4 separate regions of the Homo sapiens genome follow, and all the other regions are linked to region 3. The links are chromatin contacts, found by Hi-C or POLR2A ChIA-PET in ENCODE. All regions are on one chromosome and are shown on one strand. The core of a region is the stretch at or near the end of the contact, and the rest is flanking DNA. Distances in the headings are between cores, read along the strand shown. Region 1 holds the start of TRIP10 (thyroid hormone receptor interactor 10). Region 2 holds the start of CERS4 (ceramide synthase 4). Region 3 holds the start of MCOLN1 (mucolipin TRP cation channel 1). Region 4 holds the start of RPS28 (ribosomal protein S28).

Evidence for each region. Hi-C counts contacts between places; a loop is a spot of excess contacts on that map. ChIA-PET counts read pairs that join two places held with the same protein, here RNA polymerase II (POLR2A). Pooled maps may share reads with other maps.
Region 1: a pooled map shows a loop between it and region 3 (6-fold over the local background). The contact joins the promoter of TRIP10 here to the promoter of MCOLN1 in region 3. A Hi-C loop is called at or near these places in 6 of 168 maps with a recorded cell type or tissue (CD4-positive, alpha-beta T cell, CD8-positive, alpha-beta T cell, ascending aorta and 3 more), 2 of 37 single-sample maps with no recorded cell type and 20 of 50 pooled maps.
Region 2: a pooled map shows a loop between it and region 3 (3-fold over the local background). The contact joins the promoter of CERS4 here to the promoter of MCOLN1 in region 3. A Hi-C loop is called at or near these places in 1 of 37 single-sample maps with no recorded cell type and 4 of 50 pooled maps. POLR2A ChIA-PET finds 5 or more read pairs at or near these places in 1 of 52 experiments (GM12878).
Region 4: a loop to region 3 is called in a pooled map, with 7 times the contacts of the local background. The contact joins the promoter of RPS28 here to the promoter of MCOLN1 in region 3. A Hi-C loop is called at or near these places in 8 of 50 pooled maps. POLR2A ChIA-PET finds 5 or more read pairs at or near these places in 2 of 52 experiments (HEK293 and WTC11).

Annotation. Positions count from the first base shown.
Region 1 is chr19:6,738,341-6,741,040 of GRCh38, reverse strand. TRIP10 (thyroid hormone receptor interactor 10) reads right to left here and starts at 1,361. Exons shown (of 15, transcript NM_001288962.2): 1 at 1,256-1,361; 2 at 1-31. The coding sequence starts at 1,279. RefSeq lists silencers at 1,107-1,196, 1,237-1,516 and enhancers at 500-1,267, 1,717-1,846, 1,867-1,956, 2,036-2,700.
Region 2 is chr19:8,207,925-8,210,624 of GRCh38, reverse strand. CERS4 (ceramide synthase 4) reads right to left here and starts at 1,255. Exons shown (of 12, transcript NM_024552.3): 1 at 1,131-1,255. RefSeq lists a silencer at 655-1,574.
Region 3 is chr19:7,521,234-7,523,933 of GRCh38, reverse strand. MCOLN1 (mucolipin TRP cation channel 1) reads right to left here and starts at 1,310. Exons shown (of 14, transcript NM_020533.3): 1 at 1,153-1,310. The coding sequence starts at 1,183. It overlaps LOC105372261 (a long non-coding RNA gene), which reads left to right. Exons shown (of 3, transcript XR_936294.3): 2 at 772-1,092. RefSeq lists a silencer at 1,147-1,276.
Region 4 is chr19:8,320,099-8,322,798 of GRCh38, reverse strand. It overlaps RPS28 (ribosomal protein S28), which reads right to left and starts at 1,303. Exons shown (of 4, transcript NM_001031.5): 1 at 1,230-1,303; 2 at 1,096-1,143; 3 at 708-846; 4 at 1-527. The coding sequence starts at 1,268. The coding sequence ends at 724. It overlaps NDUFA7 (NADH:ubiquinone oxidoreductase subunit A7), which reads left to right and starts at 1,424. Exons shown (of 4, transcript NM_005001.5): 1 at 1,424-1,491; 2 at 1,893-1,942. The coding sequence starts at 1,441. It overlaps KANK3 (KN motif and ankyrin repeat domains 3), which reads left to right. Exons shown (of 11, transcript NM_198471.3): 11 at 1-215. RefSeq lists enhancers at 1-400, 401-1,368, 1,275-1,514, 1,369-2,336, 2,337-2,700.

The DNA.
Region 1 (2,700 bases), core at 112-2,611, 780 kb after region 3:
GCGTGTGGCGCTCGAGCACCTCGAACTGATCCTGACATGGGACATGGTGGGGGAGGAGGGGAGAGGGGCCGGGGTCACGATTTTGGGACCCCACAGCCCGCCGACCAGACTCCCAGGGAGGGCCAAGGCTCTGCGCTCCTAGAAGGAGTGGCTTCCCGGCGCCGCCCCGGCGTGGCGCGGGGGGAGGCAGGAAACTGGCGGGAACCCCCTCCCCTTCCCGGGAAGGGCCGGAGAACAGCGCCCAGGCCCCAGCCACCCCGGCCGGGAGATGGAGGTCTCCGACATAGGACCGCCAAGAGGGGCGTGGAAGGGGACAGGGCCACTCCCCCAGCTCGGGCTCCCCTAATCCCCCCGGATTCCGGAAAATCCGGCCGGCCCGGCGTGAGTCAAGGCCAGAGGGGCAGGGTTCCTGGCAGACTGGGGGCCCCTGAGTGGCCAGGGGGCAGGCACCAGGTTCCCTGAATCTCCCTGCTTCCAGGGATCCCCCGATGGGTGACTCAATTTACCCCACTGACCCCACTACACATCCAAAAGAAATCGCAGAATTGGAGGAGGGGGTGGCAGTCTGGTTACCCCCGCTGCACTAAGAACTCAGGGATTCCACCGCCCCCAGCAAGGGGAGGGGTCAGAGGTCCGGCTAGGATAGGGGGAAATTTCTGGGGCTTCCAGGGCTGAGGTTATAGGCGACCAGGGGGCGGTCCCGCCCTGGGCCTGGGGTGAGCAGGGGGAAGCCAGGGAGGGGGATCAGGCCGAGCTTAGCATCCCCCTTCCCCTCCATGAGCGTCCCCAGCCCCTAGGTGTTGATTAAAGGCGAGGGAAAGGGCGGTCAGGACTTCTAGGTCCCACGTGGGTGGGGATGAGGGTGACCAGAGGGTCCCCTCCCCCCTCCTAGCCGGACAGGCGGACGACGGGCAGGGACCCAGGGGCCGTAAGATAAGCCGCCTGCCCGGCCAGGGCGCCCAAAATAGGTGACCTCTCTCAGCCGCCCCGGCCTGGCCCCAGGATTCCTTCTGCCCGCCTCATTCGCAACCCTGTGCCTCAGTTTCCCCACTCCGGTCCGGCAAAGTCGCCCTTCGCCCCTGAGCGTGCTGAGACTCCCAGATAAACTTCGAGAGAGAGCGGAGGGTGGAGGGCGGGGACCCAGGGGTCGGTGGAAGGGAAAGGCGCGGAGCCCCCTCTAAGATACATTGGGGACAAAAGGGGGGTGCCTGGACCCCAGCAAAGGGGAACTTAGAGGCGGGCCGATTGGACTTACCCACAGCTCAGTGCCCCAATCCATGCTGCTCCCGCCGCCGCCGCCGCAGCCACCACCGCACCCGGTCCCCGCCGCCCGCCGCCCGCCGCCCTCCCCGGGGAGACTCAGCCGAGGGCGGTGCGCCTGGCCCCGCCCCGCCCCGCCCGGCCCCGCCCACCCCAGACTCTTCCCCGCCCCCCTGCACGCTCTGCCACGCCCCCACCCGCGCGGAGCCCAAGCACTGCGATTCGGGGGCGGGGCCCAACGGACGCTCCGCCCCCTTTTAAAGCAACGTTGCCACTCGACGCCGCTGGACCGACCCCTTAAAGAACCCCCACCCATTTTTTCCAAATCCCCGGGGTCCCTCTCGTCCTCTCATCTTCCTTCCCCGCTCCAAACGGTTCTTCCCATCTCCTTTTCCCCTTTCCCCGCAATTATTCCTTAAAGGGCCAAGACACTAAAACCCCAAACTCAAGAAGTCCTTCCTCAACCCCATTGCAGGGGCAACCTGAGGTCACCCCGTTCTTGCGAGCCGGCCCGGCTCCAGGCGTCTAGGTTCGTCCCACTAATGGTCTGGTCCCTCCGGCCACAGGGCGGATGAGAGGGTTTCGATCCAACCCAGGACGCGCCTTCGCCAAGGCCAGGTCCATTAACTCCCGCACCGCATCCTGCCTTCCCTCCCCCAGAGTCTCCGCTGGGAAACTGAAGACAGGCCGTCCTTGGGGCGCCAGGCCCAGGCCTTTCCCCAGCTGCCTTCCAGTTCGCGCCTGCATCTGCCCATTTTCCAGTTTAACCTGGTTTCATTCTCAGTACTGCCCCTGAGATTCCGACTCCGCCCCTCCCCCAGACATCTGGGCCATCTGGGCCCTGGAGAAGGGAAGTCTGTCACCTCTCCCATAAAAGTCTGTTCACACCTTGTAAATCCCTTTGAGGTGCTGGAATGAAAGAGGAGAGGAGGCACTGGGGATTCCCACTCCCATTCTCTCCGGGCTTTGGCGCTTTCTCTGCAGCCTCAGACAAGGCTGGGCGTCTTGCAGGGGGGCCCTTGGGTATACGTTCCCCTTACACAGAGCACCCAGGCTCCCAGAACAGAGAGATACAGCTGAGCCCAGGAGGAGAGCCTTGGGAGCCCACACTGGGACTGATGTCTCTGCTGAGACCTGGCCCCACCTGCTGGTGGCTTCTGAGCTAGAAAATGTCTGATTGCAGTTGGGCAATTGAACCCAGTGAGTTCTGTGGCTAGTCTCAAATGGGGGCTCAGCCTAGCAAAGTTCTGAGTTCACCTCTGCTCAGAGACTCAAACTGGAATTGGGGTTCAGTCCAGGTCAGCACCACCGTGGGGATAGGGGATAGAGGCCAGAGGCTTAACCAGAAGGATTAGCAACCCGGTAAGGGGTCAGGTCCAATCTGGAGTCAGGGCTAGTCCAGATCGGTGGCCTAAACCAGAGATTAAGCCTCAGTGTGTG
Region 2 (2,700 bases), core at 6-2,505, 690 kb before region 3:
TAACAGACCCAGGTCGCCCCAGTGGGGTCACCCTGGCCTCTGCGCTCAGATGCCTGAGACCTTGCCTGAGCTCAGACTGGAGTCGATGGGAGCATTCCCCCATCTGGTAGGTTTTGCAAACCACAACAGCCTCTCCCCCTGCCCACCTTCCTGTGTCCCCCAGAGCAGCTTCTCCTCAAGTCTCCCAACCCAGCAATGAAAGCCTCTTCTATATACTCCTAACTACCCAGGAGAAACATCGGTCCCCCACGCTCCACTTGCAAACAGACAGAATTAGACGATGTTACTCTGCCAAAGCGAATTTTCAGTTCACCCACTTCCTATCACACCTTCCAGCCAGGTCAAGCCAGAAGCCCCCTTCCAAGTATCCCCATCTCTCCTACCCACAGCGGCTACGGGATGTTCTTAAGACACAATCCGATCACGCCATGCACCTGCTGTTCCAAGCCTCCCTGGTCCCCACCGCCCCGAGAACGGGTTCCACACTCTCCTCGCCGCTTCCCAGGCCCCGGCCAACCTCTCTCCACCTCAGACCCTCCCTCTCCGCGTTTCAGCCAGGCTGGCCTCTTTTCTGCTCCGCACACACTCCCGGCTAGGCCCTGGGCCTAAAAAGCCCTCGCTGGCTGGTCCAACCAGGCCAAATGACATTATCCCCGCCTGGGCACCTCCACCTCACCCCGGCCGCCTGATGGGTTAGCTCGGGCTTGGAATGACGTGTTTAAGCGGTTCTCAGAAGCCGTCTACGCGGCCGGGCTGCGGACTCCGAGGCCAGGGCCCCAGCTGCGTCCCCAGCCCTGGCACGTCGGGGAAACGGGGCGCTCCCCCGGCTCACACATCCGGATTCCCCCGCGTCACGAGGCCAGGATCGCCCCTACTCGCTCCAGCCCGTTTCACAGCCGCGTCCTCGGGCACCCGTTGCGCCCCGGCCCTCGTGGGGGAGCGCGGATAGCTCGGGGAGACGGCCATGATGGGAAGCCCCGAGGGGGACAGTCCCCGGCGGGGTGATGGGGGCTGGAGCCCAGCTGCGAGTGGGGGCCGGGCTGGGGCCGCCATGGCCGCGGAGGCGGGGCCGGGGACCGCCGTGAGGGTGGCGTTCGGGGCGGTGTTCGCGGCGCGGGGTGCTCGCTTACCTGGGGGTGCAGGCGGCCGGGCGCACCGAGGGCCGGCGGCGGGGCTGGGGACGGCGCGCCTAGCGGGCTACCCGGAGCAGCTGCAGACACGCGCCGCCCGCCCCAGGCAGCCGGACTCTGCTCCTGGCCGGGCCTCGGCCCCCAGCAGGGGAAAAAAGGCTTGAGTGGGGGGAGCCCGGGGCGGGGCCGTGGGGGCGGGGCCTGGGCGGGGCACGCGCCCCGGAACGGTGGGGCCTGGCGCGGGGCTGGGGCCCTGGAGAGGCGGGGCCTGGCGCGGGGCGGGGGACTTGGAGGGGCAGGGCCTGGAGCGGGCGCCGGGTCCTCCAGGCGCTTGCCCCCCTCGACGCAACTAGGCCTCTCCCTGGCCCCCGACCCCGCACCCGCACCCCATCCCCGCCCCCGTCCCCGCCCCCCCATTCTCGCCCCCGCCCCCGTTCCCGCTCCGCCCATCTCTGCCCCGCGGCGCGCCTGGCCCGGGTCCAGCCTAGCGTTTCTAGTCTGCGCCTTATCTCTCCCCTTTGAACCCAGTATTGTCCGCTGCGCGCTCCGTCCGGCCCCGGCTTCACCCCTGTTCGCTGTCTGTCTCCCCGGCCCCCTCCCAGGTCCCCTCTTCTGCCCGAGATGCTCTGGCTCTGCTCATCTGTCCACACCCCCACACTCCCGGGGCGCCCTGAGCCTCTGGGGCGCGCAGTTGGATGGTGCACAGGGGAGGCCCAGATTTCTCCAGGCCTCAGCGGCCACCCTGGGTACCCCGAGTCTGGGGCCCTGTTGGAGGGCCAGTCCAGGGGTTCGCCCGAGGCGCGCGCGGGGGCCAACCGAGGCGGTGAGGGCACCGGGCAAAGGCTGCGATTTGGTGGGGTGCAGGGGTCAGGCGACAGAGCTGGGGAGATAAGATGGGAGATAGGCCGGGTGGGTGGTGGCGCAGCCCTGGTTTTGGCTGAGGGCAGCAGCAGTGGGGGCTGGGTCCCCCGCTTGCCTGGTAGAACCGAAAATGACCCAGTCTCAGCAGCGCGCAGGGGCAGGGAGCCTGGGCGATCCCTGAACAGAGGACAGCCCCAGGGGTTTTCATAGTCGCTGGCCCACCGCATGTACTCTGGGCAAGTGGCTTCGCCTTTGGACAATAAGCCTCTGTAAAATGGGGATAATAAACCTTTCTCTGACTCAGCTCAGCAGACCCAAGACCCATGGGGTGAAGTTGGGGCCTCCCTGCCACAGGGCCCTAGGCAAGCTGAGATTTGATTTCCTCACACAGACAGGGGCGCGGGGGGCGGGGCGGTCAGGGAGGCAGGAGACCTCTGTTGCAAGTGTGGAAGAACCTGTCCCTCCAAGTTCAGACTCCTGGCGTTTGCACTTGGCCTTCCCTCTGCTACACTGTTTCTCTTTTCTTTTTTCTTTTTCTTTTTTTTTTTTTGAGACGGAGTCTTGCATTGTGGCCCGGGCTGGACTGCAATGGCATGATCTCGGCTCACTGCAACTTCTGCATCCTGGTTTCATTCGATTCTCCTGCCTCAGCCTCCCGAGTAGCTAGGATTACAGGCGCCCACAACACCCGGCTAATTTATATATATAT
Region 3 (2,700 bases), core at 61-2,560:
TCGATGTTACAATGAGCTAGGATTATGCCACTGCACTACAGCCTGGGCAACAAAAAAAAGTTTATTAAAAAAAAAAAAAGTCCACCCTCTCCCTGAGCCTTGAGGTTGAGATCCTGAAGCTGCTCTGAGAATTCAGTGAGACACAGCAGATAAAGACCTCTTCAGCAAACACAAGCTGTTCTAATCACTGTTTATTTTTTTCCAGCCTAATGGTTAGATCTAAGCTTTCAGCAACTGCTGGAGTCAAAACCAGTCACAGTAGCCCAAAACTGTCCCTGTCACACCCCCATGGGGATGTGCTTTCTAGGGCCTGGCCCCGTGCTGCTTTCTAGGGCCTGGCCTCCTGCCTAGCAAAGCAGTCAGGATAAATGTGTGCACTGTCAGAACCTCCCTTGCAGAGAGGGACAAGTTCCCGGCCCCTCCCTTTGCAATGAGATGCTGCTGTGGCTGTTTACGACAAAGCCAGAGGGCAGGGCCCGCTTACAGAGCTGAGATTACAGCTAACCCACCCCAGACCCTACTAGCTGGGACACCGGGACATCTATCAGGTAGGGGTCCCCAGCTAGCTCCAGAAGGGGAAGCTAACACAAGGGGTCTTCCTCCAGCCTCCCCGAGGAGGGGTGGCATCAGAATTGGCTAGAAGCCCGAATTTAAGAAGGCTGCGCTTCCAGCGGTTTGGAAAGCTAAAACTGAGTTAATCGCCTGGGGGCAATCCCTCCAGCTCTCCAGGCTTGAGCTTAGGGAAGCTGAGCATTTGTCCCCTGGAATCAGGAGGGGAAGCCTGGGAGTCTCACGTGCGGGTTGGAGAAGCTGGTGCCCGCTGTCTGAGTTCCAGACGAAGTTGAGCAATCGGAACCTAGGCTCCCAGTGGGAATCCCAGGAACCTCGCCGCCCCAGAGGGAGAAGCTGGCGGCCCGGCGCGATCCCTGCCTGAGTTTGGGAACCCAGCAGAGCCTGGGTTCAGGAGGAAGAATTGGAGAGGCTGGTGCCCACCCGCCGCCCAAGTTCTAGGAGCCGTCTGCCCTTTTCTCCACCGTGAAAAGTCAGCGCTGGAGCTTAGAAAAAAAGAGACTAGGAGCTCCGCCGCCCCAGGTGGGAGACACAGCCCGCCCGCCTGAGTTCGGGGCCCCACGGTGCCGCCCGCGCCCTCACCTGAGCCGCGCGGACCCGCCGGGGCTGTCATGCTGGGGCGGGAGCGCGGGACGCAGGCGGGTACGGCGGGGCAGCCTGGGTCCGATCGCCCGCCGCTGTCACTGCGACCTCGCTCCCTCGCGGCGCGGCTTCAAACCCTCCGGCATCAGCTGATCTGTGCCTCGGTCACGTGACCCGGTAGCCCAGAGCCCCTCACGTGACCGCCTCTGGTCCCGCCCCCTGCGCCACGACAACCCCTGCCGGAACAGCGCGCATGCGTGCCTCTGCCGGCGCCCTCTGGGTCGAAGGCAGTCGCTAGGTCCTAGCGCCGACGCGCTCTGGGTGGCGGGGGATGGGCTGACTCTGAGTTTGGCAACGACGAGCTCTGCCCTGGCTCCCGGCCATGCCCCGAATCCGGTGCCAGGCTTGTGACTTCCATGTCCAGAGCTTGACCCCTTATCCTCCTTGGTGCCTGGTGATGACCCTGCCTACTATCTCAACGCTGTCTTCCTCTTTCTCCCAGAAACTCCTTTTACCCTTCTCCTGCGCATCTTCAGCAAACACGATTTCCTAATTATGTATCAAATAGAACCACTTATCCCCACCCCATGGCCCCCAGCCCAGAGTCTTCCAACATTCCTGGCCTGGATCTTTGCAGCAACCTCCTCCCCGATCTCAGCCTCCCTCCACTCCACTCTCTACCCAGCAGCCACAAGCATCTTCAAAGAATAATTCCTATCCTTCCTGCGAGAACCTGCCCTCGGCTTCCCATTGCTCTGTAATGACAGGCAGAGTCCCCACTCTCGTCTATCAGGGCCCTCTGATCTGGCTCCTACCTCCATCCAAAGCTCATCTTTCTATAGCCCCAGAGCCTTTGCATACTTTTGCCCTGGAGCGTAATGGTTAAGAATTTGGACCCTGGAGGGCAATTGGGATTTAAATCTAGGCACTGACAATGCCACTTCTACATCTTCCAGAGTCCCTTCAACTCCAAGCTGAGCGCAGTGGGCGGTGGCATGCACCGGCAATCCCAGCTACTCGGGAGGCTAAGGTGGGAGGATCGCTTGAGCCCAGGAGGTCGAGGCTGCAGTGAGCTATGATCACACCACTGCACTCCAGCCTGGGCAACAGAGCAAGACTGTCTAAAAAAAAAAAAAAAAATGTGCCTCAATTTTCTCATTTGCAAAATGGGGATATTCAAAGTCATCTACCTACTGGGGCTGTTGAGAGGATTAAATGAGAGAATGCAAAAACTATCGCATAAGGCTGGGCAAACAGTACTGATTATTAAATTAGTGATTATTGGGATTACAAAATCCTTCATTGAGAAAGCTGCCTGCCATTTATATCAGAAGTCTTGTTATGCTTCTCCTAGAATGTACTATACCCCGTAATTATTTTTTAAGTATTCTGAATTTAGTATCTATGAGCTCCATGCAGGTCGAGGCCATATTTATCTTGTTCCCTGCTGAGACCCCAGCAATCCAGAGATGTTTGTTGATTGCATAAATGAGCAACTTTTTTTGTCCACTTGTATACCTACTGTATGGGCTTTGAAGAGCAAGGGGT
Region 4 (2,700 bases), core at 54-2,553, 800 kb before region 3:
CTCCTCGTCAGTCACCTCAGCCTTTGGCGCACAGAAGGGTCCAGGGTCCCCTGCTCAGAGGCTAACACTGGCCGAAGAGAAAGGCAATTTCAGTTGGGGTGACTGTGGCAGGAAGGGGCTCACTCTGGCCCCACCAAGGTGAGGTGGGGACCAAGTGATAGAGCCCTGATCCACCCACTCTCTGAAACTTCTTTGCTAATAAAACATTCCTACTACGCTTGTGTTTTGTTTGGGGTAGAGGGTGCAATCGACAAACACGACCCCCCGCCTCAAAAAGGAAAAGCTTCGTTTGGCAAGACCGCACGGCCAGGATTTCCAGAGTGCGGAGGATCGGTGACCGCCTGGGAGCCACTCAAGAAACCTGGAGAAACCCTAGTCGTATAACCCAGACAAGAACCTGAGTTAACTTGAAACACAAACGCTTTATTTAAAGGAGCATCTCAGTTACGTGTGGCGGACAAAAAAAAGGAGCAGACTGTGACAGACCATTCCCATCGGCCAAGTGGTCGAACCCGACATCCAAGACCCTGTAAACAGACCCAAACATGAGATGTTGACAGGCCCCGCAGCAATTGGCAAACTCCCGCCTCCCTCTTGTCAGTCTCTGTATGTAGACTCTGCCTCCCAAACCCTCTCACCCTGGGCTTAACGAAGCCTCCCTACCACCAACCAAAGGTCTATCAAAGGGGTGTCCTCTTTGCACCCACCAGCGAGCAGCCAAGCTCAGCGCAACCTCCGGGCTTCTCGCTCTGACTCCAAAAGGGTGAGCACGTCGCCCTCGCGCACGGGGCCTTTTACATTGCGGATGATGGATCGGCTCGTGTCGTCCATGAATTCCACGCGCACCTACGGGTCCCCACCGGAGTGGAGGAAGAAGTAAGGGCGGGCCGCGGAAAGGCACCGCGGAGTGGGAAGCAGATATGAATTCAGAGAACGTGTCGGGGCCAGAATACAGATCGTTAAAGGGAACCATCAGAACCCCGTGATGAAATGAGAATCGGCTCCCGGATTCCGGCTGGCAGGGGTTAGGGCAGGGTAGAGGTCACATCAGGGTTTAGGTCGCCGGCAGTCGGCCAAATGCCCCCACCCGATTACCTGCGTGCACTGTCCCTGAGAACCGGTCCTGCCCAGGACCTTGGTGACCTGGAGGAAAGAAGCTGGGTTCAGACCCGGCCCGTTTGGCTCCTCTAATCCCTCCCCCTGCCCCCAAATTCGGGCCCCCACCTCACCCTGGCCAGCTTGATAGGCTGCACACGGCTGGTGTCCATGATGGCGGCGCGGCGGCGGTCTGGCGGAGAGGAGTCACGTGCTTCGGGGAGAGCCTTTATAGGACGTTCTAGCACCGCCCACTCCCGTCTCGCGATACCACGCCGCGTCTTTCCCAGCAGCCCCAGCGGTGGAGACGTCACCGGCTGCGCCCTTCAGTATCGCGGACGGAAGATGGCGTCCGCCACCCGTCTCATCCAGCGGCTGCGGAACTGGGCGTCCGGGGTGCGCGGGGCGGACAGGGCTGCACCATGGGGGGCTTCGGGCTCCGTGTGTCCGGGACCCGCTCCTGCTCCTCACCTCCCTCCTAAGCCGGGACCCTTCGCTCTCCCCGAATCTCCCTGGGAACCCCCAGCTAGTCACCCCTTCAGCCCGGGACCCTCTCCTGGCCTGGGAACCACTCAGGCCTGGGATTTCCCCAGTCCCCGACCTTCTTAGCCTTGGATCTGTGGGCCCGGACTCTGGCTTTGCTCTTCACCTGCAGGACCCACATCCGTTTCCCCGAGTGTTCATCCCCTGCCTTCCCTTAAAATGCGCATCCCCGGACCATCCCTGGTCCCTTGCCCTCTCCTTTCCTCTCTCCTGGGGTGCCTTGCAGGCCGACCTCTCCTCTCCTCTTCCCACAGCATGACCTGCAGGGGAAGCTGCAGCTACGCTACCAGGAGATCTCCAAGCGGTGAGCAGGCCCCGCTCGCTGCCCAGCCTCTGGCTCTGTCCTTTCTCCACCAAAAACGAAATCTGTGTTCCTTTAGACCCCTGAAACGGAGGGCTGACATCCTGCCACCAGTCCCCTGCCAGGCTGTGGAGGCAGAGGTTTGCCTTTAACCTTGCTGAACTCCGGAGGACAGCCCTCCTGAAACAGCGAGGCCGGGCGTGCATTCTGACTGGCAATCAGGCTAGATTTGCAGTGCTCAGCGTGGCCATGTTAGTCAGTGTTATCCCCAAGCTACAGATGAAAAAAGAGGTCCAGAGAGGCGAAATCATTTGCCTCAAGTCACTCAGAAGCTAAAAAGTGGCAGCGGGGACTTGAACCCAGAAGTGTCCTGATTTCAGACTCATTTATATTAAAATATTAGTTGATATTTACAAGCCCCCGTCATGTATGACCTCAGCCTTGGGTTTAACTTTGTGAACCAGGAAAGTTCTTATCCACATTCTTTCATGGACGCCACATTCTAGGGAGAAGCATAGTAGGGAAACAAACACAGCAGGTAGTATTGTTCTGGAATGCTTTGAAGACAAAACAAAATAAGTGGAAGCTGGAGGGTGGCTACGTAAAGTCAGATGATTGGGAAAGATCTTTCTTTGGAAATTGACAGTTGAGTCCCCTGAATGATGGGAAGGACCCATTCAAAGAATAATTATTGAAAAAACATTCTGACCGGGCGCGGTGGCTCACGCTTGTGATCCCAGCACTTGGGGAGGCTGAGGCAG